Linked DNA regions of Homo sapiens: region 2 is linked to region 1. The links are chromatin contacts, found by Hi-C or POLR2A ChIA-PET in ENCODE. All regions are on one chromosome and are shown on one strand. Each heading gives the region's core, a stretch centred on a gene start or an enhancer-like site at or near the end of the contact. The rest is flanking DNA. Distances are from core to core; before and after follow the strand shown. Region 1 holds the start of MRFAP1 (Morf4 family associated protein 1). Region 2 holds the start of ACOX3 (acyl-CoA oxidase 3, pristanoyl).

The links. Hi-C counts contacts between places; a loop is a spot of excess contacts on that map. ChIA-PET counts read pairs that join two places held with the same protein, here RNA polymerase II (POLR2A). Pooled maps may share reads with other maps.
Region 2: a map with no recorded cell type shows a loop between it and region 1 (9-fold over the local background). The contact joins the promoter of ACOX3 here to the promoter of MRFAP1 in region 1. A Hi-C loop is called at or near these places in 2 of 37 single-sample maps with no recorded cell type and 8 of 50 pooled maps. POLR2A ChIA-PET finds 5 or more read pairs at or near these places in 1 of 52 experiments (MCF 10A).

The regions. Positions count from the first base shown.
Region 1 is chr4:6,637,267-6,643,032 of GRCh38, forward strand. It overlaps MRFAP1 (Morf4 family associated protein 1), which reads left to right and starts at 3,419. Exons shown (of 2, transcript NM_033296.3): 1 at 3,419-3,992; 2 at 4,464-5,463. The coding sequence starts at 3,597. The coding sequence ends at 3,980. LOC124900653 (a long non-coding RNA gene) reads right to left here and starts at 3,355. Exons shown (of 2, transcript XR_007058007.1): 1 at 3,254-3,355; 2 at 1-1,764. RefSeq lists an enhancer at 1,619-2,413 and a silencer at 4,387-4,456.
Region 2 is chr4:8,438,473-8,444,238 of GRCh38, forward strand. It overlaps ACOX3 (acyl-CoA oxidase 3, pristanoyl), which reads right to left and starts at 2,251. Exons shown (of 18, transcript NM_003501.3): 1 at 2,176-2,251. TRMT44 (tRNA methyltransferase 44 homolog) reads left to right here and starts at 2,305. Exons shown (of 11, transcript NM_152544.3): 1 at 2,305-2,969. The coding sequence starts at 2,351. RefSeq lists enhancers at 2,139-2,378, 2,197-2,930 and silencers at 2,399-2,608, 2,659-2,718.

The DNA.
Region 1 (5,766 bases), core at 2,169-4,668:
GAAGAAAACCTAGGCATTACCATTCAGGACATAGGCATGGGCAAGGACTTCATGTCTAAAACACCAAAAGCAATGGCAACTAAAGCCAAAATTGACAAATGGGATCTAATTAAACTAAAGAGCTTCTGCACAGCAAAAGAAACTACCATCAGAGTGAACAGGCAACCTACAAAATGGGAGAAAATTTTCGCAACCTACTCATCTGACAAAGGGCTAATATCCAGAATCTACAATGAACTCAAACACATTTATGAGAAAAAAACAAACAACCCCATCAAAAAGTGGGAGAAGGATATGAACAGACACTTCTCAAAAGAAGACATTTATGCAGCCAAAAGACACATGAAAAAATGCTCACCATCACTGGCCATCAGAGAAATGCAAATCAAAACCACAATGAGATACCATCTCACACCAGCTAGAATGGCAATCATTAAAAAGTCAGGAAACAACAGGTGCTGGAGAGGATGTGGAGAAATAGGAACACTTTTACACTGTTGGTGGGACTGTAAACTAGTTCAACCATTGTGAAAGTCAGTGTGGCGATTCCTCAGGGATCTAGAACTAGAAATACCATTTCACCCAGCCATCCCATTACTGGGTATATACCCAAAGGACTATAAATCATGCTGCTATAAAGACACATGCACACGTATGTTTATTGCGGCACTATTCACAATAGCAAAGACTTGGAACCAACCCAAATGTCCAACAATGATAGACAGGATTAAGAAAATGTGGCACATATACACCATGGAATACTATGCAGCCATAAAAAATGATGAGTTCATGTCCTTTGTAGGGACATGGATGAAATTGGAAATCATCATTCTCAGTAAACTATCGCAAGGACAAAAAACTAAACACCGCATGTTCTCACTCATAGATGGGAATTGAAAATGAGAACACATGGACACGGGAAGGGGAACATCACACTCTGGGGACTGTTGTGGGGTGGGGGGAGGGGGGAGGCATAGCATTAGGAGATATACCTAATGCTAAATGACGAGTTAATGGGTGTAGCACACCAGAATGGCACATGTATACATATGTAACTAACCAGCACATTGTGCACATGTACCCTAAAACTTAAAGTATAATAATAATAAAAAAAATGAAAGAAATGTGAAAAAAAAAAAGAAAGTTTATTTTGCCAAGGTTAAGGACACACACCCATGACATGGCCTCAGGAGGTCCTGATGACATGTGCCCAAGGTGGTTGGGGTACAGCTTAGTTTTATACATTTTAGGGAGACATGGGACATCAATCAATATATGTAAGATGTACATTGGTTTGGTCCAGACAGGCCAGACAACTTGAAGCAGGGCAGGGGCTTTCAGTTAATAGGTAGATAAGAGACAAACAGTTGCATTCTTTTGAGTTTCTGATTGGCCTTTCCAAAGGAGGCAGTCAGAGATGCATCTATCTCAGTGAGCAGATGGGTGGCTCCGAGTTCTGTCATTTGTCCACAAGGAATTTCCTTGTGAGGGAGGTAGGTAGCTTTTTAATCTTAGTAGCTATCTTTTTTAGGAATAGAATGGGAGGCAGGTTTGCCTGATGCAGTTCCCAGCTTGACTGTCCCCTTTGGTTTAGTGATTATGGGGTCCCAAGATTTATTTTCCTTTCACACAAGCCCCAAAGTTGGGTTTTTACAAGAGCAACCAAAATATTAAGAACCTGAGAAAAGTCAAAACAAAACATATACTTACGTTTCTCTGAATCCTTAATTCTGCTGTAGTCAAAACTGTGATGTGTCCCTTTACCTTGAAAATGGAAGCCAAATCCATGGGATTTATGTAAGCTGGATTTCTGAAAAGTTTATTGATGTTTGGGAATGGGACAACAAGCTAGGAAATTAACGTATCTCTCCTCATTCTGTGTTGAGTGGATGTTAAGGCAAATTTACCAATATGCGCCAAGCTCTGCCCAGGGCGTTAGGGCATTAAGGCCACAGAGCTAAGACCCCAAAGAGCCTAGGATCCAGTGGAAGGGCTCAGAGGCTCTGGACAGCGCCTTGCACCACACACTGAACATGGGTCTGCTGGGGCCTCAGGACGGAGCAGCCAGGCTCCACCTTGGGGTGTGGGGAGGCCGGTTTGGTGAAAAGACACCCAGACCCTTCTGACTGTCATCCAAGGAAGAAGGAAAACTACTCTTTAAAAAGGCAGAAAGGGCCAGGCGCACGGCTCATGCCTGTAATCTCTGCACTTTGGGAGGCCCGAAGTGGAAGGATCACTTGAGGCCAGAAGATCAAGGCTGCAGTGAGCCATGATCCCACCACTGGACTCCAGCCTGGGCGACAGACCGAGACCCTGCCTCAATAAAAAAAAAAAACTTTTTAAATAATAATAAGTAAATAAGGCCCGGCACGGTGGCTTACGCCTGTAATCCCAGCACTTTGGGAGGCCGAGGTGGATGGATCACGAGGTCAGGAGATCGAGACCATCCTGGCTAACACGGTGAAACCCCGTCTCTACTAAAAATACAAAAAATTAGCCGGGTGCGGTGGCAGGCGCCTGTAGTCCCAGCTACTCGCGAGGCTGAGGCAGGAGAATGGTGTGAACCCCGGAGGTGGAGTTTGCAGTGAGCCGAGATCGTGCCACTGCACTCCAGCCTGGGCGATAGAGCCAGACTCTGTCTCCAAAAAAAAAAAAAAAAAAAGTAAATAAAACGGCTGAGGGGACTCAGGTCCCCCTGCGTGAAAGGAAGGGGCTTTAAGCGTCCACCTGGGGTAGCTGCATTATCACGTAGGATCCTCCTCTTCTAGTGTGGAAGGCCCTTTTTAATTTTCATTTATATTTTATTTATTTATTTTGCGACGGAGTCTCACTCTGATGCACAGGCTGGAGAGCAGTGGCGCGATATGGGCTCACTGCAACCTCCGCCTCCCGTTTTCAAACGATTGTCTCAGCCTCCCAAGCAGCTGGGGTTACACGCGTGCAACACGACGCCCGGCTAATTTTTGTATTTTTGGTAGAGACGGGGTCTCGCCATGTCGGCCAGGCTGGTCTCGAATTCCTGACCTCAAGCCATCCACCCACCTCGCCTCCCAACGTGCTGAGATTACAGGCGTGAGCCACCGCGCCTGGGAAGTGCGGGAGGCCTTTTTAAAAAATGTAAACTCGCGTGCTCAAGAAGCCCTATCGGAGGGAAACACCCAGAAGAGGCCACCCTCCAAACACAGGGTAAAACAGGGGTGACGCACAGAGGTAACGGGAAAGCAGGAACGAGCGAGAGCGTGCGGTCCCGTACCTGCGCGTGCCTGCGTGCGCGTCCGTGCGGCCGCGACGCCGCCGCCGGTGCCTCTCTTTCTAGACGTGCGCGCGCCCGCAGCTCGCCCCCCTGACCGTAAAGAGGCCCGGCTGTGTCGTGAAAGGGGCCGCAACGCGCAGAGCGCTGGTTGACGGCCGGGACTCCATTTTGTTCGCCGTTACTCTGCGCGTAAGTCGCTTGTCCGTGGCTTCTCTGAGAAGAAAAGTTGAAAAAGGGTAAAAGTTTTCAGGAATATTCGGGCTCTCTATTGCTAAGCATAGCGAGTGTCGGTTTTCTCTCTCCAACAGACATCGCTATTGCGGTTCCGAGGCAGTGGGAAGAGATGCGGCCCCTGGACATCGTCGAGCTGGCGGAACCGGAGGAAGTGGAGGTGCTGGAGCCCGAGGAGGATTTCGAGCAGTTTCTGCTCCCGGTCATCAACGAGATGCGCGAGGACATCGCGTCGCTGACGCGCGAGCACGGGCGGGCGTACCTGCGGAACCGGAGCAAGCTGTGGGAGATGGACAATATGCTCATCCAGATCAAAACGCAGGTGGAGGCCTCGGAGGAGAGCGCCCTCAACCACCTCCAGAACCCGGGCGACGCGGCCGAGGGCCGGGCGGCCAAGAGGTGCGAGAAGGCCGAGGAGAAGGCCAAGGAGATTGCGAAGATGGCAGAGATGCTGGTGGAGCTGGTCCGGCGGATAGAGAAGAGCGAGTCGTCGTGAGCGCGGTCGGCGGTAAGTCGGGCACCCGCGCCAGGCCGAGGAGCGGCCCCAGCTTGGCCGCTCTTCGAGAGCGATGATTTCATCGAGATGCACCGGAATCGGGGGTGGGGCGGGAGAATAAAGGCGTGCTCGGGTCAGGGCCGATCTGGGCCCCGTCTTCGTGTTTTGTTTTTTGACGGTGGCGGCGTGGGATAATCAGAGTGGCCGGGTTTGGGCGTGATGCGTGTTCAGTGGAAGGGTCATAAATCTCAGAGTCGCCAAGGAAACAGAAACGGACAAGGTCCCGGGCCGTCCAGCAAGCGGGGGTGGAAATAGAGGATTTTCGGGGAAGACGTTGGACAAGTCAACGTTGCTAGAGACTGGAGTGAGTCAGGTGGTGGCCAGAAGAGGTGGCGTCCTGCACAGTGGCGTTCGTGAGGGTTTGGGGGTCGTTGTGCCTGGGATTAACCTCTCGATGATGAATTTCTTCCCATTGTGCTTTAGGTTTCCAGCCAATGGATTCTGGTCAACTGGTGGAGATTGGCTGACACCCTGGAGAAGCCGAAACCAGAGAGCCTTTTGTTTTCTCTTTTTTCCTGTCTATGCTCTGTCTCACTTAACACTACGTTTTCTGCTATGGTCTGTGGTTGATGACCTCAATATGAGTTTCGATTGTTAACGTGTTTTTGTTTGGGAAGTAATTTTGTTTGAAAATGCTCTCACATACAGGAATTAGGGCCTAGATTGTAAGCTCTTGCAGCAGTCACATTTGTTCCCGGGCTTTGGTGGTTATTTCTAAATTTTTGAGGTGCTTTGCTATTTCTTGTGTGACCTGATAGCTCCCTGGAACTTTGGGTCTGTGTGTGACACATGAGACTCACAGTTGGAGTTCTCCAGCTCTGGAGGTGCTGAAGGAGCTGCATTAATTCTGGAAGACGACTCCATGCAGCAACTACTGAAGAAAGGACCAGACTTCAACGGGGAGTGTGGATGGGCCGACCTGGCTGGGACTCGTGAATCTGGAGAAGAGCTGGAGAATGGATAGTATTGTCTGTATTTGGAGACTTTAATTTCTGTGTGAGACCAAAGGAGGAGAGATGTGTTTTGTTCAAAATTTAAATTTGTTGTGGTACACTATCTTATGTAACCTGTCTGGTGAGTTTGTTTGGACAACCTAACTCAGCTTTATTTGACATGGAACCTAAAATAGAAGATAAGATCTTGATATTCTGTACAAGTTGATGTAATACCCTGATGCGTTTTAGAGGACTTGGCATAAAATGAAAGATTGGCAAAGGCCCTTGAGGGGCTTGGGGATGACAGTATGGAACTGTCTGCATTGGACCCTAAACTGGACTAGAAGAGGCATCTTCAAGGTTCATACGTTGTCCAGCTGTAAGTTCATTTGAGTAGCAGACCTAACAAATATTTGAGGTCAGAACCCTACCATGTTAAAACAAACAAAAACTTACCATGTTAATAAAAGTATTCATTTGCTTGAAAAGACGAAAGACCTAAAAGGTTATTGAGAAATGTTAGTCCTTTAAGAATGAAATCTGCTGTCTCCCAGATGGTTCTCACTGTCAAATGGAGGGTGAACATCTTAACGGTTTCTGAGGCTCTTAGTCTCTAATCAAAGGGAAGCTTTCTCTCTCTGCTGTTGGGAACCGGGTGAGGAAGAAACACACTTGGTTCTTAGTGTGGGAAGAAACCACATGTAATCCTGTGGTCCAGGCCTCTGCCTTCAGAGAGCCAAAGCACCTTCAGTCTTTCCAATTGGAACATTGTTTTCTAGGCCTTGCACTGG
Region 2 (5,766 bases), core at 1,001-3,500, 1.8 Mb after region 1:
ACCAAACAAACTAGGTATTTACCCTATAAGATTTTGTTCGGTCGGCCACCCCCAAATCACAGGTCAAATTAAAGGTGACCTCCAAGAACTAAAGGAATTAACCTTAAGAAAGCAAATGCAGATTTTAGAAATAGCCATACAAAGTGTTTATAATTAAATACATAAAAATGCCTATAAGCCTGACACCCCTTTAAATCTAGTGACTCTGTTTAAGTTAAAAAGTAAAATCTAATTTTTCTAGGACCCATATAGGATGGGCCTTATACTGTAATCTTTTCCACTCCCACTGCTGTTAAAAGTTGCAGGTGTTGTGTCTTAGATCCATCACAGTCAGCTAACACTGGCAGCTCAGGACAAGTAGACCAGCCAGCAGGACACAGATCTTCCTACCCGGCTGATTCGGAGACGAGACCAAGCTGTTGCTGAGGACGACAGCCCTGCTCTGGTCACTCCGGAGGCTGACCAGTCTACACACGGCTGAAGCTTGAAGAAACAACAAGCCCGGCTCTAGTCACGCACTGGCAGCTGAATAGTCTACGCATGGCCGAAGCTTGAGGACTTGTCAAGCAAGTAAACGTAGTTAAAAATCTTAAGACTAATAGTTTTCCTGTAATACTGTTTTCCTATTGTTCTGTCACTGTATTCAATCTTTTTCCCAGGTAAGGACCTCTTTTGTCCTTGCTGGATACAAATATGCTGTATATTGTTTTGTTATTGTTACCCCCCATAACCATGCTAGAAGAAACACCTATATAAGGTGTCCCCATTGTACACATACTACTTAGTCAGGAAACCCAGACCCGTCCAGCCCAGCAACAATTCCGAGTCTTTAAGTCATTCTTTAAACACATAAACCAGAAGTTACAAGAGCCTCCTCCTTTAGCAAAACAAACAAACAACCTATTTGCTCAGCTGGCTGAAAACATTGCCAGCAGCCTAGACGTTTCTTCATGTTATGTTTATAAAAAGGCTAACATGAGAGACCAATGGCCTTGAGAAGCAAAAGATTTAATGCCTCAAGATTACTTTAACTCTTTCCCCAAGCAGATGCCAAGTTCAAGCATTTGGCTCTTAAAAACTCCTATTATTAAGAAATACTGTGTTGCTTGCTAGGAAAAAAGCTTTTAAGACCCAGTAAAAAAACTAACCTGCTTAGGACATGACAAAGTTGGCACATGTGCCTGTACTGGTTTAACACAGGTTTGATCCTAGGTCTTTATTTAAAAGATAGTTTCCAGCTATAAGAGAATTTAAAACCCTCACTGCAAGTGTATTACATAAAACACTATCACTCTGTCTCCCAAAGAGACTCAAAGTAAAAATAAAAGCGAGAACTCCCACTAATTTGTGAAAATTCTCAAAGGAAGGGATAAGGAGACCACTACTACTCCTGCTGCCCTCCTCCCTGCCACCTTGCCTAGTTCATAAGACAGGAGGAAAAGAGAGAAAGCAAAAAGTTAGAAAGAAACAAAAGTCAGATAAATAGCCAGACAACCTTGGCACCACCACGTGGCCCTAGGAGTTAAAAAAAATAATAATAATAACATCAACCCCCGACCTAAACTACTTGTGTTATCTGTAAATTCCAGACATTGTATGAAAAAAGCATTGCAAAACTTTCTGTTCTGTTAGCTGATTCATGTAGCCCCCAGTCACGTTTCCCATGCTTGCTCAATTTATCACGACCCTTTCACGTGGACCCTTAAAGTCGTAAGCCTTTAAACAGGCCAAGAATTTCTTTTTTGGGGAGCTCAGCTCTTAAGACGCAAGTCTGCCGATGCTCCCGGCCGAATAAACCTCTTTCTTCTTTAATCCGGTGTCTGAGGAGTTTTGTCTGTGGCTTGTCCTGCTACAGTAGGTGACAGATGACTTTCATCCCTCATGGGACAACGTTACATCATTCTTATGAAACAGCCATGGCTGCACTCAGACTTAGGAAGGCACTGGCTGTAATGCCAGCACTAAAAGCAAACCAGAACCCAAGTGGAGAAAAGTTAGCTTTCATAAGAGGACTCATCTTTTACGTTCACAAACTTAGGCTCCCTGACTTTTATCGGTAATCAGTACTGAGGACAATGCGTTCCACACCCGCTGGCTGGCTGATGTTTGATTCTGTAACTATACCACGCCCAGAATTCTCTCAAAAGGGAATAAAACACAGGTCAAATTCCTCACCCACACACTCCACAGTTCAACCCCTGCCAGGGAAACCAAAAGCAGGAAAGGATCTCCAGCGGCGCCATTCTCATTTCCGGTCCCAGCACCCCGCCTCCATGACGTCAACGCGCCGCGCCACCGGGCTGCGTCATCTCGGCGCGCCGCTGCCAGGGCTGTACACCTGCTGGCTGCCATGGCTGAGGTGGGCCGTACCGGGATCAGCTACCCAGGCGCGCTTCTCCCACAGGGCTTCTGGGCTGCGGTCGAAGTGTGGCTGGAGAGGCCGCAGGTGGCAAACAAACGGCTTTGCGGCGCCCGCCTGGAGGCCCGCTGGAGCGCCGCCCTGCCCTGCGCGGAGGCCCGCGGCCCCGGGACTAGCGCAGGCTCGGAGCAGAAGGAGCGGGGTCCGGGACCCGGCCAGGGTTCCCCCGGAGGGGGCCCGGGTCCCAGGTCGCTATCAGGACCCGAGCAGGGCACGGCATGTTGCGAACTTGAGGAGGCCCAGGGCCAGTGCCAGCAAGAGGAGGCACAGAGGGAAGCCGCCTCAGTGCCCCTGAGGGACTCCGGGCACCCCGGCCATGCTGAAGGAAGGGAGGGCGACTTCCCCGCCGCAGATCTGGATTCGCTTTGGGAGGATTTCTCCCAAAGTCTCGCCCGTGGCAATTCGGAGTTGCTGGCCTTCCTCACCAGCTCCGGGGCGGGATCGCAGCCAGAGGCGCAGCGTGAGCTCGACGTGGTTCTCAGAACCGTCATCCCGAAAACTAGCCCACATTGCCCCCTTACAACTCCCAGGAGGGAAATAGTCGTGCAAGGTAAGAGTGTTTTGATAGTGGACGGATATGATTAGATAAAAAAGCATTCATAGAACCTCGGGTCAATGAAAAAGTCCTAAGGGTACTAGTTCCTCTGCGATGTCCTAGGGAGGTTGTTAGGTGTTTCATAGTTTTTTGAGTGGGCGCATAGAAATGTGTGTCCTTAGTACAGAAGATGGGATAATTGATTGGGGTGGTGTCTGGAAGGCTTCAAAGAGACAGTGAAGGACTAGCTGGATATTGCGTAATACCTAGGAGTTTAGCAGGTAAAGCTGTAGGTGTAAAAGTGTTGGGGACCAGCCTCAACACCACCCGTAGGGTACTCAAAGTCCGGTGGCGACGAAGGAATGAGACGAGACAGGTTAAGAGTGCATAAAGATTGGGGGCCAGGGGGCCAATTGCAAAATGGAGGCTGCCAAAGCCTGGGAGCTCTGGTCTCCACACTATTGAGTACAATCACTTAGATCTAAGAAGCGGACGTTCGGGGCGAAAGGGTGAAAGGGAGACAGTGCATCATACATGTCATCTATAGCAGTGGCGGTTTAAATGAATCTCCTTTGTGCTCAAACAGCGTTATCTTTAACTTGTCGGAGAATAACCAGTGGGAGCGTGCTTAACTAGGAGCCTGCATGTCTGACCACATTGTAGTGATTCAAAGGAGTGTCTTTCTCCTTGAACACAGTGTTTATAGGTAAGACAGTAGGTCTCGCCCAGAGCATGGGAACATCATGACAATAAGAAGGCTTTCCTCCTCAGAGGCCTCTTGTGGCTTTCCACAACTTATTGTCTCATATTTTTATGGCCAGTTTATACAGGCATGCCATAAGCCTTTTCCCCAACATAAAGAGAGCTATTTATGCTGAGACAAATAACTGTGAAAGAGCATAGAGACTGGATGGATGGGAACCTACTAGTCCTCAGCGTTCGTTAAATCTCTGGCATTTATTTTTACTGCCCGTGACCTTGACACTTCAGCCTCAGCCACTCTTACCTGAAACTTTATTCAGCAGCATGTGTTTCGTATTGCCACTGTAACAAATTACTGCAAATTCATTGGTCAGTACAAAAAATTGATTGTCTCAGTTCTGTAGGTTAGGAATCCCCATTGGCTCTGCTGGTTTCTCCGCTGTGGGTCTCTCTCACGAGGCCAAAATCAAACAGCCTGCCGGCTGGGCTCTTATTTGGAGGTTCTGGGAAGGAATCTGTTCTCAGGCTCATTCAGTTCGTTGGTAGAATCCAATTTTTTATGTAGGACTGGGGTCCTTGTTCCCTTGCTGGCTGTCAGTTGCTGGAGGCTTCTTTCTGGTTCTTTCATGCAGCTTCCTACATCTCAGAGCCAGCAATGGGGTTGAATTCTTCTCATACTTGGAATCTCTCTGCCTTCCTCTCCTGCTGCTTCTCTCCTCCGCCTCCAGCCAGAGAAAATTCTCTGCTCTTCGTGGCCCATGGAGTTAGGCCGGGCTCACCTGGATAATCCAGAGTACTCTTCCTCTTGAGGTCTGTAACCATAATCATGTTTGCAAGTGCCCCTTTTGCCATATAATACAGTATATTCACGAGTCCTGGGTATTACGGCATGGACACTTTTGGGAGGCTCTTCTGCCTACCTCAGGCAGCAATTGCTGGGAGGTACATAGTCCCCTCTGATGGCTCCCAATACTGTCTGCCTCTGTGCCTTTGTAAGACTCTAGGTGTCCTCTCCTCCAGGGGGCCTCTCTGCCAGTCCAGTCTAGTTTAGGAGTTCTTCCAGCTCTTATCAACTGTGTTCTAATCTTAACCATTTTACGTTGTCCATCCACTGGACTGAGGATTGGAGAGGCAGTGCCCGTGAGGCCTTCATGTGTAGACTTCGCTGAACAGAGGGGTAGGACAGAATTTTTTCCTTTCTTCCTCTCAGGGAGGCAGTTTTCCCTCTCAACAAGGAGTACGTTTTCAGGATTGCTTTCTATATTCAGTTCCCGCCAGGAAGGCTCACCAGAGGACTTGTATCCTCCATGGAATATAGACAGCCTGGCTTTGAATTTTGGTCTTGCCAATTACAAGCTGTATGGCTGTGGGCAGGTTATAGAGCCTCTCTGTGCCTCAGTGTCTTCATTTGTAAAATAGGATAATAATAAAATATCTTGGAGTTGCTGGAAGAGTTAAATGGAATTAATACATTGTAAAGTGCTTAGAATAGTTCCTGGCACATGGTAAGTGCCTAATAAATGCTAGCTGCTGTTTGTGTGAAGTGGAGATGCTCTTGCAACTTTTGTATATTTCTTGGCCCTATTCTGGGTAAGATCACGAAGGTCTTAAGAGTAATGTGACTGTTCGAGACCAGCCTGGCCAACATGGTGAAACCCCGTCTCTACTAAAAATACAAAAAATTAGCCAGGCGTAGTGGCAGGTGCCTGTAATCCCAGCTACTCAGGAGACTGAGGCAGAAGAATGACGTGAACCCGGTGAGTGGAGGTTGCAGTGAACCAAGATTGTGCCACTGCATTCCAGCCTGGGCAGCAGACGGGGACTCAGTCTAAAAAAAAAAAAAAGGAATGTGACTAAGAAATCTTAACTGTTAGTAGCAGGTGACAGGATGACATAGTGGTTAAGAACTTGACTTCTTTAGTTAAAGAACAGAATTCAGTTTGAGGCTATGTGGATTTGAGACAGATTACTTAATCTGTTGAACGCCTGGTTTTCTCATCTAGAACAGAGGTTTCAGTCGGGGCAGTTTTGATCCTCAGAAGTTTGTCATTCAAACATCACATGTTCTCACTTATTTATGGGGTTTAAAAATCAAAACAATGGAACTCGT